Regions from separate parts of the Homo sapiens genome. Here region 2 is linked to region 1. Evidence: read pairs that join two places in POLR2A ChIA-PET (ENCODE). Cell type or tissue: MCF 10A. All regions are shown on one strand. Each heading gives the region's core, and the rest is flanking DNA. Links, peaks and the distances in the headings are about the cores only.

What was found. Peaks named below come from ENCODE experiments on the same cell type or tissue, not always from the same donor. Only the 100,000 strongest peaks of a DNase experiment are listed, where the experiment ranks them.
Region 2: POLR2A ChIA-PET joins it to region 1 with 7 read pairs; 7 of 35 experiments call an interaction of 5 or more read pairs at or near these places.

Annotation. Positions count from the first base shown.
Region 1 is chr6:125,940,967-125,950,539 of GRCh38, reverse strand. No RefSeq gene overlaps it. Among named protein-coding and RNA genes, the nearest start is that of HINT3, 11 kb to the left of the region's middle. RefSeq lists enhancers at 3,903-4,197, 3,848-4,342. In MCF 10A, for the core only: no CTCF peak of the experiment used is centred there; DNase peaks (open chromatin) are centred at 2,749, 4,049 and 5,859.
Region 2 is chr6:125,840,899-125,850,471 of GRCh38, reverse strand. All of the region lies in intron 2 of NCOA7 (nuclear receptor coactivator 7), which reads right to left. Among named protein-coding and RNA genes, the nearest start is that of NCOA7-AS1, 27 kb to the right of the region's middle. In MCF 10A, for the core only: no CTCF peak of the experiment used is centred there; no DNase peak of the experiment used is centred there.

The sequences.
Region 1 (9,573 bases), core at 2,342-6,341:
CGGGGTCATGTTAGGGGCGTGGCCTTACGCTGCTAGAAGCAATGCTGCAGTTTAGTCATCTCTTAGTGTAGAGGTTTGGGCAGAGTCATTACATGCCAAAAGTTCTGCAGCTCTCAAGTCTTTGTTAAAATGTTTCTGTCTCAATCAGTTGAACTCGGACTACCCTTGCAACCTACACCCTTGCTGTCACCCTAGGTACTCCCTTCCCCTTTAACTGGCTCTGTTTTTTCCATCTCATGCGTTAACTTCTACACATTTAAATATTTAGTATTATATAGTAATATGTATTACATATATTGAAATCCTCATACTCAACTTATTATGCTTGCTCATTTCATTATTGTCTGCTTCATCTCTATTGAATGTAATCTCAACAGGAATTTTTATCTGTTGTGTCTATTGTGTTCATTGATGTATTTTCAGTGCCTATATGTGGAGCGTGAGATTCAGAGAGTAATCAAGGACAATTCCGACTTTCTTAATCTGAAAACTGGAAAGTTGAAACTGCTGTTCACCAAGATGGGGAACTCTGTGGGCAGAGCAGTTTGGAGGTTGGGCAGGGAAGATCAGGCATTCAGTTTTGGGTATGTTAATTTGAGATGCTGTGTCATTCAGTTTAGGCTATGTCTCTTGCAGTAAACAACTCCAGGAGGATAGAGGCCCTCGCTGGCATCCCCATGTATCAAAACCAGTTCACGGCCTGGTACTGGCAGATGTCCGTGGTCAGCACCAGGACCTTGGTGCGCTCAATGTTTTACTTTGGCCAGAAAAAGGAGAAGCCAACAGGTGATGAAGTAGAACAAAAGGATGCCTCAACAAGTGAGGTACCCCGTGAACTATCTGAATGCCCAAAAGGGTTTTATATGCAAACGATGGTCACATATAAAGAAGATTTTGTCCCAATTACTGAAAAGATCCTCACCTATTGGAAATCATGGACTAGTGGCCCTGGTGCAGAATCGTGACTGGCTGCTGAATTCTGAAAACCAGGACTTGGTTCAACATGTAAATTTGATAGCTGCCTTGATTCCCATTTTGTGTTTGTGAAAAGTGTGTATATTTTATTTTGCTGTAAAACATAATCACTAATAATATGCAATAAACATTTTCTTGAAGGAAACAAAACAACTCCAAAAACCTTAATGCTTTAAAGCAAAAAAGTTTATTTCTTGCTCACTCACATTTGTGTCTACTGCAGGTCAACTGTGTCTTCGTGGACTTTATCTCATGACCCAGGCTGAAGGAGCAGCCTCCATCTGGAATGTTTCTGGTGTCAGGGCAGAGGGAAGAAATAACACAATGGAGCCACATGATGGCTTTTAAGGCTTCTTCTCAAAAACAACTTAAGTCAGTTGCACCGCATGTCATTGACCAAAGCAAATCCCAAGGCCAGCCCTGACATCAGCAGAACAGGGTAAGTATAATGCTGGCACTGGACAAGGCAACAAATATTATGAACAATAATACACTCCACTACAGATGCCTATTTGGTACATCTAAGTGACAATGTCATTAGTAATTGGACATATGAGCCTGAGGTTCAAGACAGAAGTCCAACCTGGAGATACACATTTTGGAATTTTCAACATATAGTAAAGTATTTACATTCACAAAATTAGAAGAGATCATCCAGGGGGTAAGTAGAAGTAGAAAAGAGAAAAATTCCAAGGACCAAGCTTGGAGCAGTCTAGCATTGTGAAATCGGATAAATGACAAATAATGAGACGTGAATGAGAAAAAGTGTCCTATGACACAGGAGAACAAGGAGAGAATGGTGTCCTGAAGGCAAAGCAAAGAGTGTTTCAAATAGGAAGGCGTGATCAACTATGCCAAAGGCCAGTAATAGCATGAGAAAGAGGAAGACTCAGAATTGACCTAAGGTCATTGGAAAAGCTGATAAAAGCAGTTTTAGTGTTAGAGGTGGGAAGAAAGGCTGATTCCTGTTGGTTTAAGAGAGAATGATAAAAAAGGAATTTAAGTCAGTAAGTTAATAACCAAAGAGATTATTCATAGGAAAAAAGAGAAGTTATGTAAAAAATATCAGAGACTATGAGCTACACTGATAAAGGCCAGAAGAGGTAGAGATACCGGAGTGGCTGAGCAAAGTGACTGTTACCAACTCAAAGTAAATAAATTTCTTTCATGTTAAGTTGCTCAGGTGTCTCCATTCCTTGAAACCTCAGGAAACTCAACTAACTTACCATTCTTTCCCCACCAGCTTTCTAACTCTACCTCTATCACATTTTAAAAATTTTATACACTTGCTTCAGTTTGCAAGCTGTGTATCCTGGTATGTTAAATGGATTGTTAAATTATTCCATTATTATATGCTGTTTAAATCCTATACATAGGATGATGCTTTCTAGATGTTCCTGTCAGCTCCCAATACTTATTTGAATGTAAATTCCCTGTGGGTGGGACGTGGTCTTGTTTATCAAAACATCCAGCCTGGTATCTGGCACACAGTAGGCTGTGGAAAAACATTAATTGTGGGAATGGATAGATGGATTGTACATATTTAAAAATGTACAGTGAAATCTGATTTTCTCAATGGCATCACTAATGGCATAGCTACTGGTATTGTCCTTTCAAATTCAACTTTTCTTTTTGTGGGTTTTTATTTCTCTCCGTGATGCTAAATGCATAATACTCTTTTTATTGCTGCTTCAAATACCAGTTAATATCAGTATTCTGGGTGGAGCTGTTCCTGGCAGGCTGTCATGAACCTAAGAGGCTGCCTTGGCACAGAGGCCCAACCTAACTGATGACCAATCCTTTCTCAAGAGCATTCCAGGGCATCTTCTCTCAGCAGGAAACTGCTGGCTGGGCCGTACCCTTAGAAAGGGATAGTGGACCCTTCTAGTACAAGAAATTAGCTCATAAAGACAGTTGTGACAACTGGCCACCATTTCAGGGGGCAAAAAAAATTATATCTCTTCTTTATACCATGCACTCAGATATACTTCTGTTGAAATTAACTATTTAAATGCAACAACTGAAACCAAAGAACTGTTACGGGTTTCTTTAAGATGTGGGTGAATATTTACTTTGCCTTGGGGGTGGCAAGGAAAGGGCCTAAGTGCTCAAAATGGATTCCATTAAATAAATTACTGATTGATGTAAAATAAGATTTTTTAAAGTATGTAAAAGTGCCAAAAACTGCATTGAAAGAAAAGTGGAAATTTGAGTGAAAATATTTGCATCATGCGTGAAAAATAGTATTAATAAACTTATCTAGGAAGAGTTCTTACAAAACAATGAGAAAGAATTGAGGCCAGCACAGTGGCTCACACCTGCAATCCCAGCACTTTGGGAGGTCGAGGCAGGTGGATCACTTGAAGCCAGTAGTTTGAGACCAGCCTGGGCAACATGGTGAAATCCTATCTGTACTAAAAATACAAAAATTAGCTGGACATGGTGGTGCACGCCTATAGTCCCAATTACTCAGGTAGCTGAGGCAGGAGAATCGCGTGAACCCACAAGGCAGAGGCTGCACTGAGCTGAGATCATGCCACTGCACTCCAGCCTGGGCTACAGGGCAAGATCCTATCTCAAAAAAAAAAAAAAAAAAAAAAAAAAAAAAAAACAGTTGAAAACCCTAGCAGAAAAATAAGCAGCTTTTATGAAAGTAATTAATTAAAAGAAAAAGTACCATTTAAAAATGTGAAGAAAATATTCATCCTTACTAGAAATTGAAGAAGTCTACGTTAAATAACAGTGAAATAAGCCTTTCCCCAATTAAATTGGCAAAGATTCCTTTATGCAATAGCATTTGTATTGCGAGGGCACAGGAAAATAAACACTCTCCTACACAACTGACATGATGCACTCTACATTTCTGATAACGTAAAGAAAGAGTTTCAGGAGGGAGGATAGGAGACCATTTATGGGAATTACAGAGCTCTATGAGGGTTAGAGAGCTGGAAATAAGGGGTGCCCTGGGACTCTGATGCTTCCCGTGTAATTCACATGAGCAAGGATAAAGGGCGTAATGGGAAAATTGAAGCTCTCAGAAGAGAACTTCAACTGACTCCCTCCAAAATGATGACTCATATACTTGGCCTTCCTGACTGATACCAAAGATAAACAGTCTGTGCTCATATCAAAACTAATTCCTCCACTTACATGCTAGATCCCATTCCTTCTTGCTCACGCAAGAACACCACTTCAGAAATTCCCCTTATGTCTTACATCATGTATTTTATTATCTTTACTGGATCATTCTATCCACTTACAAACATGCTATAATTTCTTCCACTCTAGAAAAATGAAATGAAACTTTCTTTTGAGCCTACTTTTCCCACCAGGACCTGTCCCATGTATTTGTTGCTCTTAGCAGGAAATCTTGAAATAAGTGTCCATACTAGCTCTCTCCAATTTCTTTCCTCCCGTTCTCTTGTAAACCTTCTCTTCTTTCAAGCTTTTCTCTCCACACACACTGCTCTTGGGTGACCTCCACATTGCCAAATTCAATGGCAATTCTCAGTCCTTTTCTTATCTGATTAGCAGCATTTGGCACATTTTAATAATCCCTGTCTCCTTAATACACCTTCTTCATATGTTTCCAGGTCACTGCATTCTCTTGTTTTCCTTTTTTCCTCTTAAGTTCTTTCCCTTCCCTTTGTATCTCCCCTCTAAACTCTTAGTGTTGGAATGGTCCAAGGCTCAGTTCTTGGTCTTCTTCTCTATCTACAATTGCTCCCTTGATTTTATCCAGTCTCACTGCTCTAAATATCTATAGGCCCATGGCCTACACTTGTAACTCTTCATGCTTTTCTTCAAGTCACAATCCAACTACATGCTTGATATTTCCATTCAGGTGTCCGATAGATTGAACTGCTGATTTTTTTTTTTCCTAGAAATCTCTTTTATGCACAGACTTCCAATGTTGGCTGATGACAACTTAATCTTTGCAGCTCTAGAGCCTTTGACTCCTCTGCTCAAAATTCCATTCTTATCAGCAGGTTGATTAAGTAACTTGTGCAATGTCATCCTATTAGTCAGTGACAGAGCTGGAACCCAGAGCCAGGCAGTCTAATGGGAGCTTGAATATGTTAAATAGGTTACAAAAGAGTATGGCTAGTATGATTCCATGTTTATTAAATATAATTAAGGATTTATAAGAAAATGCCTGAAAAAATAGATTCACTCTTGGTCTGTGGATGGACATATTATGGCTGGATGTTTTTCCTTCCCTTTTATCTCTACATTTTATTTATTCAACAATACTTTTGTCATAAGTAAAACATCCTGATCAACTTTTTTTAAGATTCAGGATTCCAGATGAACTTCATTTCCTCTAATAATTCTCTGCTTTATAAATAACCCTCTTCCATATATTTTTGAATTGTTCATGACATGTCAGAAGATATAGGGCATTTTCATGCAGATTTCATGGTATTTCTGGCAGAGGTGGACTATTGAGCTGCTATGACCATATGCATGATACAGTGTCATGTTTCTTTCCATTTTATACTGAGGATATGGAAAGTGTGTTTGTGGGTTTGTCCTAATCTGATAAAATATCATCTTGACAATAGGTATATCGTTTTCTGCATCCAAAATAGAAATTTCCTGAGCATGAATACAAAGACTATTCCTGTCTTATATTTAGTAAATACCAATAAATTTTTGCTCTTTCACCACTGTCTGAAGAATATTAGATTTTTCCAAAGGTAAAAGAATAACAAGCATGAAAACATTTCTCCCTCCTTAAGAAAAATAATAAAAGAAATACTTAAGGCTAAGGTGGCTGTTGCCTGGTACTAAATGCTGCGTGTATATTGGCCTCCATCCGTTGCAAGGATTGTGAAATGTCTGGGCAAAATAAGGGGAGGAAGTAGTGCTTGTGTGTGGGAAAAGAGAAATTTCCAGTTTCTGATTACTGAACTACCGTACAGCTCTCTTTGAACAAATACTGGCCGGTGGCCCAAAGTCCCAACTGTAGCTCTTTGAGCTTTGCTAAAGGACATTAAGGGAAGTCCTGATCTGTTGTTAAGTGGAAACAGTGTAAATTATTTCTAATGGAAAGAATGACAAAAGCAAAACTTCCCCATCCCTGCTATTTCCTTGATAAATTGCTTTGTTTACTCGTCTACAGGATGTAATGCAGACATTTCTGTTTTTTATAATCTTTCTTAAAAACCATGTCCTTAAACAAAGCATTGAAAATAATCTCTTCTTTTTTTTTTAAATCAGGAACAAGGCTACACCTGGACTTTGTATTTTTGATAAAGAATTCAGCATAAACAAAGTTGGGTGTGACTAACACCATCATATTTCTAACTTACTTTCATCTGGCATTTTACAATTTTCTAAGACACTTTCATATGCACAAATTGATTTTCATGTCAACTGAGAGAAAAGGATATTATTATCCCTATTTTAGAAATGGAGAAAATAGGACACAGGAAGATGAATTTACTTGGTGGATGATAGATGGGTCTGTCTTGCAGGCCTTTTAGTAGCACAGTGAGGCATTTCTTATCTCCTCCAAAGCAGTACGAAACAGCTACCATGTAAATCAGCATAACTCTGACATCCTGAAGTTAATGTCAATTTTCTTGTCAAGCTCACACCTATATTTCCTCATCATCTCAAGGCCAATGTATCTTATCCACACCACTAACTCTTGTTCTTATTAGTTACCCTCGAGGTAAAAATTTCTCTTTACTCATACCCAAACTTTCCCATGCTTCTTTTCCCCAAACTTTTTTCACTGCTAACCTCCTTTGAAGCTCTTTCCACTGTAAGAAACACAATTTCTTTGTACTTACTCAAACCTATATCCTCAACCTCTTAGCAGAGCGAAATCTTCACCTTCTTTCCTTAACTGAAACTTGGATTTCCTGCAAGAATATTATTTCCCTTGAGCTTTGACAAGCAAAAACTGCTTATTCTCTCTTCCCAACACACTGAGAGATTTGGAAGCAGGGCTGGCATTCTCCTAGCTTCTAAATGCCAGCTCCAGGTGATTCCATTCCTACCCAAGTGCAATGGTGCGATCTCAGCTCACTGCAACCTCCACCTCTTCGGTTCAAGCAATTCTTCTGCCTCATCCTCCCAAGTAGCCGGTATTACAAGCGTGCGCCATCAAGCCTGGCTAATTTTGTATTTTTGGTAGAGACAGAGTTTCATCAGGTGGGCCAGGGTTGTCTTGAACTCCTGACCTCAGGTGATCCACCCACCTCGGCTTCCCAAAGTACTGGGATTACAGGCATGAGCCACAGTGCCCAGCCCTCTGCCCTCTTTGGAGTCTCGTGCTATAGCATGGAACATAATCACCTTCATCTACCTGCTTCTAGATCACTCCTAGATTCACAGAGAACTTCAGCACCTGGCTAACAAACACTGCCAAGCTCCTGCCGTTATCTTAGACAACTTCACTGTCCATGACTCACCGCTTCTCAAACTCCTGGATTTCAATGCCCTTTGCCTCTATTCCTCTTTAACACAACTCACCCCTGTGGCAAATCCAAACTTTATAATCACTGAGATTATCTGGAAACCTGAACAATGACTGTTCACAGCTCTGTCAGCACATGTCCTAGCAACTTTTATACTCTCCTGACATGGTAGCAATTTCTGTTCTTGATCTTTCTCTCTTTAACTCTTCCAGCCACCCTCCCATCTTTACTTCCTTCTCTAACCAGCCTACTCTAGCGGCCCACCAATTCCCTGAATTCCGTCTCACCACAGCCTCCTGCTTTCTGCTGTACTCCCCACTAACTTGCTATTTCCTGTAGTTATCCTGGTGGTTTAAGGCATAGACTGGGGGATCCAGACTCCCTTCATTTGAAGCCCATTTCTACCACTTAGTAGTGATTCCACTTCAAATAAATCATTTAATTTTTTATGGCTTCCATTTTCCTTAGCTGGAAAATAATAGTAGTACCTATTCATGACTATCACAAGTTATTATGAAGACTGGAGTAATATACGTAGAGTGCTTAGAATAGTACCTAGCACATAAGTGTTCAGTAAATGCTTACTCTTATGACAACTGAACTTCTGGATGCTACTTCCTTAAAAAAGTCGTATAACCAAATTAATAAGCGCAAATATATGTCCAGATATGCAAAGTAAAACACAAACTGACAAAAATCTTCTTTTTTCATTCCTCTCTCTATATATTGCCTGTTTAAGGGAGACTTTTGAGAAAATACCCTGGTAGGGCCTGAGACTCTCTGACACCATTATGTTAACCGTTTGTCTTCCTCACCAGAAGTATATAAGATTAACAGACTGATGAATGTCTATTATTTTTAAGGCAGGAATGGCAAGGACATTAGGTGACCTCTTCCAAGAAGACAGACTTTAAAAACCAGGCAGTTTGGGCACAGTGGCTCATGCCTGTAATCCTAGCACTTTGAAAGGCTGAGGCTGGTGGATTGCCTGAGCTCAGGAGTTCAAGACCAGCCTGGGCAACATGGTGAAACCCTGTCTCTACCAAAAAACACAAACAATTAGCCAGGCGTGGTGGTGCGTGCCTGTGGTCCCAGCTAGGTCTCAGGAGGCTGAGAAGTGGGAGGATCACTTGAGCCTGGGATGCAGAGGTTGCAGTGAGCCAAGATCGCGCCACTGCACTCCAACCAGGGTGACAGAGTGAGACCCTGTCTCGCCAAAAACAAACAACAACAACAACAAAAAACTCACCAGGCAGAAGACATGAAAAGAGATCTCACAAAAGAGAAAACAAGAATGGCTAAGAAACACATTTAAAGATGCTCATCCTCATTAGTAATCAGAGAAATGCAAATTAAAGCCACAGTGAGATAACATTACACACGCTTGAGACTGGCAAAAACTAAGACTAACAATATTGGGTGTTGGACAAGATACTCTGATAGGCATATAAACGGTGCAATCACTTTGCAAAACTTTGTGAGGTTATTTACCTTACAAAGCCAAACATTCACATACCCCCAAAGCACAAAACTGCAAGCAACCTTATCACTGACAGGAGAGTAGATAAATAGTGGTAGAGAAGTATGTTCACATGAGAAATAGCAAACACACACACGTACACAAGTGAAACGTATCTACATTAATGACATGAATCTTAGAAACAGTCTTGAAGGGAAAGGAAATGAGTATGTTTCTAACAAGGAAAGCTATATAATGTAATGACACTTTATATATATTAACCCATTTAATTCTCTATTCGAGGTAGGTAGTATTGCTCTCATTTTATAGATAAGGAAACTGAGGCAGAGAGAGCTCAGGTAACTTGTGCTAATAAGTGAAGGTGCCAAGACCTACCTAACATTTCTTTCATGCTTACACAGTACTAGGTACTGTACTGCTTTGCCTAGATTATCTGTTTCATGAAATATGCTTTTTATAAAATGTCATTTTTTTTTTGCCAGATACATCTTCCTAAATTAACATAACGAGTTAGGACTGGAGAATCCAGTTAATCACATGCCTTTGCACTCTTCTCCCAACTCTATCATCTAAGTGTAAAATGAATTGAGAGTTTGAACTTCATTTAAGTAATCTTCTGAACCATTTTCCAAGCATGATTTTTGGAAACCCAGAATGTGACTCACTGCCAACACCCTAACGCCCTGA
Region 2 (9,573 bases), core at 3,296-7,295, 100 kb after region 1:
TCCCTTTTCTACACAGACTATTATTATCAACACATATAGCCAAACACAGTTGTTACTTCAGAAAAAAAGCTAGAAAATAGCAATCCCAAAGTTGTTTAACAGCAGAGTACCATTTAATACCTTAGAAATTCTACAATCAGATAATCTTTTGTTTTGACTAAAGTACTCATGAGACTTTGTTTCTCTGGAGATTATCAATATAACTAGAATATTCTGATCTTGCAACTGGAAATCAGATGTGTTTCTGGAAGCCCTCTGTAAAATCCTTCCTTCCAAGTATAGAGATCAATTTCTAACACTTTTTACAAAGGAGAATAGCTGCCAACCTGAGAAATTTGGTATAGTTAATGCTCTTCAAGCATTCCTTTTCAGGGCTTTAATCTTTCAGTCCTTACCTTTTGTTTTTACGTCAATATCTATCTTGTTAAGATAGTCTCACAATACGGATTTGCTATCATTAACTTAAGATAAACTGAAAAAAATTGGTCTTGCAGAAAAATGAACTCCCATTATTTCATCTAAGCATTTTTCATGACCTCAAATATAGACTGATTTTATACTGTGGACTAAAAATACACTTGGCAAATCATCTTAAATGATGAGTGACTGAAAAATAATGAAGTACATTTAAGATTTGATTGCTGTGAGTACAAGTGGGAAAAAAACCCAAAACCTTTATTTTGCATTTGTATTTCTTTAAAATACATCACAATTACATAAAACAGGTGTTTTAAATTGTAGTCAAGACTTGTCAATTCTATCTTCTAATCCTATCTTTCCCACTCCAGTTTACCTTCTCTTCATAATCTCTGCTTTGTCAGGCTTTCATCATCTCTGTGGCCTGGACTACGTTTTATGATATTATATTTTTCTTCTTTTATTATGAAAACAAAACATGTCATAACAGAAAATTTTCAAAGTGCAAAAAAAGAATAAGACTTAGAACAAATGCAATGCTAACATAAGAAGCAATCACTGTTTGGGGAAGGCAAGGTGAAAGCCAAAAGAAAAGACAAATTACGCTATGGGCTTCCCCAAGGGCAGAAGAATGAGGCAATGTGGCTTGATACCATGATTGCGAGCTTCTTATTTATACCTTTCCATAAAGGAATATTAAAGAGCTTTTTTAAATTCTGGAATCTCTTGGCTTTTTTATATTATAATGGTGTAGGCACTTGTAGAATGCACACATACTTCACTTTTTCCCTACTAGTGTTCCAGCCCAGAGTTAGCCGACTGACTGCAGAAGTGAGCAAGGGGCTCCTGCTAAAGAAATCATTTGTAGTAGCTGAATGAAAACGGGTTTTCTTCTGAAGCTTTTTCTTTTACAAAAGGAAATGAGTTTGGGGCACTGGCAGTAAGCAAAGCCAGGGTCTTGGGCAAGTTCCTTTCTTACATGGCACACATTAGGTACTCAGTAAATATTTCTTGAATAAATTAATGGATAAATGAGCCCATGTTCTGAGATATGCTGCTTCTTAATCTTCTGAATTTTTCCACTTTAAGTTGATTTAAATGTTCTGATTTGGTTGAGATGTGCTCTTCTACAAACAGCCATTTCACAGCTTTCTCTGATTAGCAGCATGGTCTCCAAAATGAACTCCCATCTTCTTATTTAAGGTATTTGATTTTAAAATAAAGTTTATTAGCCACACATTATTTATTTATTTTTTATTATACTTTAAGTCCTAGGGTACTTGTGCACAACATGCAGGTTTGTTACATAAGTATACATGTGCCATGTTGGTTTGCTGCACCCATCAACTCGTCATTTACATTAGGTATTTCTCCTAATGCTATCCATCCCCCAACCACCACCCCCCGACAGGCTCCAGTGTGTGATGTTCCCTACCCTGTATCCAAGTGTTCTCATCGTTCAATTCCCACCTATGAGTGAGAACATTCGGTGTTTGGTTTTCTGTCCTTGTGATAGTTTGCTGAGAATGATGGTTTCCAGCTTCATTCATGTCCCTGTAAAGGATATGAACTCATCCTTTTTTATGGCTGCATGGTATTCCATGGTGTATACGTGCCATATTTTCTTAATCCAGTCTATCATTGATGGACATTTGGGTTGGTTCCAAGTCTTTGTTATTGTGAATAGTGCCGCAATAAACATACATGTGCATGTGTCTTCATAGCAGCATGATTTATAGTCCTTGGGGTATATACCCAGTAATGGGATGGCTGGGTCAAATGGTATTTCTAGTTCTAGATCCTTGAGGAATTGCCACACTGACTTCCACAATGGTTGAACTAATTTACACTCCCACCAACAGTGTAAAAGCATTCCTATTTCTCCACATCCTCTCCAGCATTGGTTGTTTCCTGACTTTTTAATGATCGCCATTATAACTGGCGTAAGATGGTATCTCATTGTGATTTTGATTTGCATTTCTCTGATGACCAGTGATGATGAGCATTTTTTCATGTGTCTGTTGGCTGCATAAATGTCTTCTTTTGAGAAGTGTCTGTTCATTCCTTTGCCCACTTTTTGATGGGGTTGTTTTTTTCTTGTAAATTTGTTTGAGTTCTTTGTAGATTCTGGATATTAGCCCTTTGTCAGATGGGTAGATTGCAAAATTTTTCTCCCATTCTGTAGGTTTCCTGTTCACTCTGATGATAGTTTCTTTTGCTGTGCAGAAGCTCTTTAGTTTAATTAGATCCCATTTGTCAATTTTGGCTTTTGTTGCCATTGCTTTTGGTGTTTTAGACATGAAGTCCTTGCCCATGCCTCTGTCCTGAATGGCATTGCCTAGGTTTTCTTCTAGGGTTTTTATGGTTTTAGGTCTGACATTTAAGTCTTTAATCCACCTTGAATTAATTTTTGTATAAGGTGTAAGGAAGGGATCCAGTTTCAGCTTTCTACATATTAGCCACACATAATTTAAAATGTACTGAACTACAGACTGCTTTAATTAGTATTAAATTCACAGTTATATATGACTCTGTTCTTAATTTTAAAATTTGGGATCCATGTGTTTTTGAAAAATGCACACTTTTGAAAAAGACGTAAATACCTTGTATGGCATTGCTCAATGTGGTAGCCACCAGCCAGTCACCGATAGTTACTACATTTAGTTAAAATTGAACTTAAAATTATTCACTTGTAAGAAATACATTTCTAGACTCATGTCCTAGTGGTTACTCTATTGGACAACACACAATACAGAATACTTCCAGCATCACAGAAAGTACTAGACAATATTGATCTAGAGCTATAGTTAGTCCTATTTGCAAGAGATTAGAGAGAAGGCTAAAGATACAGTATTTAAAATGTAACAAGTATATGCAGAAAATATGTGTACAAGGGTACATACACACACACACAAATACTTTTTATTATGTTCTCATTTGTACATTTTGAATTTTATACCATGTACAATTACATATTAAAAATATTTTAAGTAGTCTTTGAAATCTCTCTCCTACTATAATAATCTAACACACAAATATTGTCAAATTTTTTAAACTGAATTTTACTTTTCAAAAACTTATGACAAGCTTTAAACAGCTTTCTTCTAACAGGAACTACTAAGTTGACTAAGGAACCAGGCACCATGCTATGTACTTCACAAATATTAGCCTATCCTCACAAAAGCCCAATGAGGTAGGGAGTTTTATCTCTATTTTACAGATAAGAAAAGGAAGGCTGAGAAAAACTAGGGCCATTTCCCAAGGTCACAGGGCACAGTTTAGTTGTGGAGCGGGAATTCACAAGCCTAGGTTACAGCCAACTGCCACAGGGCCTCCCCGAAGCCCCTCTAAATGTGGCTATGGCATATATGTAAACGTCAACTTTAAAATAAAATCCAGTGGACTCTGAAAATTCTACAAACTATGTGGGGGCCTGAAAATTTAGTGGGCTTCAATGGATTGTGCACTCACAGAAAGACTGGAACACAGATTTGGGTTCTGGGCTTGGCTTTCTCTGTAATCAGCCCTGCAACCTGCATTGGAAATATGATAAACCCCCTGGGACTTCTAAGTAAACAAAAGCAAGAGGCTAACATGATTTTCAAGGTCCTGTCTGGCTCTAATAGTTTGCCCTTGGCGGAGAAGAGTAGGAAATGTGTTAAAGTTGTTTTGATTAAAAAAAAAAAAAAAAAATTTTTTTTTCTTTTTTATATCCAAACTAAACCATCCCAAGGGTCTTGCACTTCCCTATGTTTTTTCTAAGTCTCACATTTGATTACATTTTCCTTCCACTGCAGAATTTCTAGCCCTGGAAAAGTCCAGAAGCCAAGACAGTCAGAAGCCCATTCCTCTACAAAGGCTATTAAAAGCAAAAATAAAAACAAACAAAAAAACAACCAAAACCAAACCAAGAACAACAACAAAACACTGCTCTATAATTTGGGGCTAATAGCTCCAGGAAGAAAACTAGAAAATATCAAAATTGACCAGCCATGAGAACAGACCCATGAAAGTCTTCTTTCATACAAACTTTCTCCTTAAAATCGCCTCTGTAGGGAAATAGAGTACTAATATAAAATATGTAGCTATAGCATTATTTCATGAAAAAAAGATGTAAAACAGTATTGCAGCATGACTCCATTTTTGTGGAAAAAACAACAACAAAAAAAGCAAAATCCCTCAAGACCAAATATACACATAGATATGGATATATACAGGTTCGGTGGATGTATGAGAAAACGGTTGGTCAATGAGTGGGGAGAGAAGAACTTGCACTTTTTTGTTTTTTTGAGACAGAGTCTTGCTCTGTCACCAGGCTGGAGGGCAGTGGCGCGATCTTGGCTCACTGCAACCTCCGACTCCCTGGTTCACACGATTCTCCTGCTGAGTAGCTGGGATTGCAGGCATGCAGCACCACCATGCCCAGCTAATTTTTGTATTTTTAGTAGAGATGGGGTTTCACCATGTTGACCAGGATGGTCTCTACTTCCTGAGCTCGTGATCTGCCCACATCAGCCTCCCAAAATGCTGGGATTACAGGCATGAGCCACCGTGCCCAGCCAAGAACTTTTACTTTATAGGTATGTAATGTGGTGGTGTTGAATCTTTTGTACGGTAAGCATATATTACTTTTGTAATTATAAGGTTAACAAACAACAACAAAATTAAATATCTGCAGCTATGGCAACATTTTGCTACCTCTTGTTTAGTGGTTCATTCTTTCTCCTGAGTCCAGCTAGCTTAGTAAATTGCTGGACTGCAATCCCACATCACTTTTTTTTTAAATCAGATAGAGCTGGTCTGCCTCCCTCCAGGGACCTTCTCTTGGTTCTTTTCTTGGCTGTTCTGGCTGCAGCCTTGTCATTGCATTGTTCTGACCTTCAGGGCCTAGGCTGTTTTTTCCTGGTCGTCTAATTCTGACTTCTGCCACCTCTGACAATGGAACGAGCTCAGTCTTTGGGCAGAAACGTTTGTGTTTGAATCGTCTTGTACTTTGGATGCACATCCTTTGGCGAGTTACCAAATCTAAGCCTCAGGTTTGTTGTCCTTGACATAAAAATAATAGCCTCCAATGGGTTTTTAATGGTGATTAAAGCAAATGGTACAGAGAAAGCTTACTTTACTATTAAACACAACCTGTGCCTGGTTTCCAGGAAGAGCTTAATAAACAAAAGTTACTAATTTGTTGTGCTGCTGCTGTTATTCTTACTTGGGGATTTCAAAGAATCCAAGTAAATGAGAGAACATATAAAGCACAACATATTTAACACAAAAAAGAAGGTATGTGACAAATGCCAGGTATTAATATATGTTCATGTCCTTTTTCTCACTCTACATAAATATTAATTGTATTTAACTCTATGAATTTAGTCATCAATACAAAGCCACTTATTATTTCTAGAAGAACATCACTCTTTGAACTCCATTTCATTTTGTCATTTCATAGTTTTCCATTTCCACTGAAAATCCCCACTTATGAGCCATTATATGCCAAATTAAGTCAAACTTAAAGGCAAAGGGAGAAAAACAGTTAAAACAACAACTCACTTGAAGAAAATTTTCTCTTGGAATTCTGGCCAAATAAAAACAAAAGATTTAAGAGTAATCACTGGAAAAACCTGTGGATGTTCCTGATTCTAGTGTAACCCATGGAGACATGCATTCTTTTTTTCCTTTTTTCTAATCGTGATAATGAGATTCTTCCCACTGCTAAAACTGAAATTCATCAGTTAAAACGAAAATACTCCGGCTTCAAAGAACCAATACAGTTAGGAAAAGAGATTCTTTGGCTTTGTGTTCAATAACTAGCAATATATCCTTCAGATGGGTACACATACACACAACAGCATTTCCCCTAGCCTCAAAGAACAACCACATTCTAATAAAGACAGATAAACAGAATGCCAATCAGGGGAAACCACAACAATTCAATTTTCCTTTTCTAGGATTTCCTTGTACTGTTAAAACAGTGGTGGGTCAGCAGGTCTTAGAAGACCCCGGTAACCAAAGTGTGGGGGCCAGAAATGGCCAAAACCAAATTCTCTCTCAGAGAAGCCTTGGGGTGGGACATTTCAGAAAACCTTATAAGCATCCCCCAGTACCAGGATCAAAATGACACTGCTGCAAAATGGATGCACACTGTGTAGAATGTCTACATTGTATTATTTATAAAACAAAACAGCCCTTTGTTGAATGTACACATTGCCCCATGTGAGAATTTGGTTCCCTTTTCTAGAAGTCAGAATGCTGAGTCACGGCCTAAAAATGGTTTGGAGAAATTGATGGTGCAGACAATGGTAATATATATCTCATCTATAAATTAAGGAAGGGAACCAGAAAAGGGAACTCACTCCAGGTAATAAGAGAATTGTGTTGTGCTATAAGTCAACAAAAAGGCCTACAAATATATTTAAATATTAGGAATTTTACTGCTTATCAACCAAGAATAAGCTGACAAACACCGCAACTCAGAAGTTAATCAAATTTGGCAAAGAGAAATTTAAAGAAAGTATTTGGAAGTTGTTTATTCTCTTTTGCTTTACATTGATATTATGCACGTAGCTTATTTAACATAGTTAAATTGACTGGATGTATTAATTCCCTATGGCTGCTGTACCAAATTACCACACACTTGGTAACTTAACACACATTTATTCTCTTACAGTTCTGGAGGTCAGAAGTCTAAAATCAGACTCACCAGGCTGAAATCAAGGCGTCCACAGGGCCATCCTCCCCATTAGAGGTTCTTTTCTTGCTTTTTCCAGCTTCTAGAGCTATATTACTGGTAGCCCCTTCCTCCATTTTTCAAAGCCAGCTGCATGGCACACTGCTTTCTCTGCAGTCAAACCTCCCTCTTATATGGACACTTAGGATTGCATATAGGACCCATTCAGACAATCCAAGTTAATGTCCCTATATCAAGGCCCTTAATCACATCTGCAAGATCTCTTTGGCCATAAAAGGTAACATTCTCAGGTACCAGGGATTAGGAACTGGCTATCTTTGGGGGTCACTATTCAGCCTACCACACTGGCTAACTTAGCTTTTATGTTACAAATAATTGCAAACTGAGCATCATATCACATTAGTGTCTTAGTGTCTATGTCTAAATCATTACTATGGCTATTCAATGTATTGTCTATGATACTTGAAAAAATTCACTACTGGCAGTGAGTAGCAATAAACATATTTCTAAAGCAAAAGCAAAAGGTTTATTCAAGACTACCCTGAAATCTGCAATTAGAATATTACAGATGTGAATTTTTTATTTATGGTGGATGACTTCAAAACAGCCTCTTGGAAGTGGGAGTATTAGAAGGAAAATTTTAACAGGTAGGATTTCTAAAGAGTTAAGTCTCATTTTCATATCTAATTACTTAGATCTGCATTGAATCAGTTCATCATTGTTTATAATCCCTTACACAAAGCTGTTTATAATCCCTTACAAAGCCAAGAAAGTCTCCCAAAATATTTTTTTATTTTGCTAGAATTCCTTAGTAAAGGAAACCTTTTTAAATTATTTTTTTAGAAATGCTTTTTACTCAAAATGAACTGTATTCTCTGACTACTCAATGAATCTTATAGAAAGCAGCATTGGCATATATTTTCGTGACACATATATTTTGCTACAACAGCAATATATTGCAGTGACATAATTCTGGAAGAACAGCAAAATGTTGTTTTCTTGAAGACATTTTAGTCAAACACAAAGCATACTATCTTGAAAAATCTCAAGCAAGCACAAACTCAATGATGCCAGCGACTCTGTCATCCAATTTTAACTGACTTTCCCGTTAACTACTTAAACTGTAGAAATATTGAGGGAAATAAGGGCTAAAATACAGAATCCTGAAACGAATCAGTTTAGTATATAAACTAATACTCTACTGAAAGCCTCGTAAGGGAAACATAGTTTATGATCAGCAGAAATGGCCTGATGACAGAAAACACTTATAAGTAGCATAAAATTAGAATATGTTCTAGCTTAACTTCTCTCTCCTCTCAACTTTAAAAAATAAACTCTTATATTAATCTGACATTGCTTTTGAATAATTTTAGACATACGTACCCTTTTATGATAATATACTTTCATTGTCATAAACTAGAAGTGACCTCATAAATCATTCTGTCATTACAGGTACTTTCAGAAAGAATAATCTAATATCAGGTATGAAATTTTAAAACTTATTTTGGCAGATGCTCTCAATTTAGTTGGTTTACATCCAACATGTCCATTCAACATCTTAGAGGTATTTTTTCCAATTGCTACATGCTGGCTACTGCTTGGGAAGTGATGTTGCTCAAAAACAGAATTTCTGGGGTGGTAGACTGGTAGTACCTACTCTAAATTTTTTTCCTTCTAAAGTTAGTGCAGAACTCTGAGTCTGGATAATTCATTCACATGTAAAGGCAAACCCAAAATAGATTTTGAAGAAAAATCTTGGCCTTGCTTTCATCTTTCTGAGGGTGCATTTCCATGACAATGACCATCCAATCACAAGACGGTCTTGATCACGCTCTTAAAAAAAAATCCAACAATGGCCACCTCTCAAGTTACCAGTTTGATTTTAACCAACCACAGGTTGTGGTATAACAAAAAATAAATAAATATAATCATGCCTTGCTAAACGACAGGGATACATTCTGAGAAACGTGTCATTAGGTGATTTTGTCATTATACAAACATTATAGAATATACTTACTACAAACCCACATAGAATAGCCTATGACACACCTAGGCTATATGGTAGAACCCATTGCTACTAGGCTACAAAACTGTACAGCATGTTACTGTACTGAATCCTGTAGGCAGTTGTAACCAGTAAGTATTTGTGTATCTAAACAGGTGTAAAAACATAAAAGGTAGGCCAGGCGCGGTGGCTCACACCTGTAATCCCAGCACTTTGGGAAGCCGAGGCAGTGGATCTCTAGGTCAGGAGTTCAAGACCAGCCTGGCCAACAAAGTGAAATCCTGTCTCTACTAAAACTACAAAAATTAGCTGGGCACAGTGGCAGGTGCCTGTAATCCCAGCTACTCGGGAGGCTCAGGCAGGAGAATCATTTGAACCTGGGTGGCAGAGGTTGCAGTGAGCCAAGTTCATGCCACTGCACTCCAGCCTGGGTGACAGATTGAGACTCTGTCTCAAAAAAAAAAAA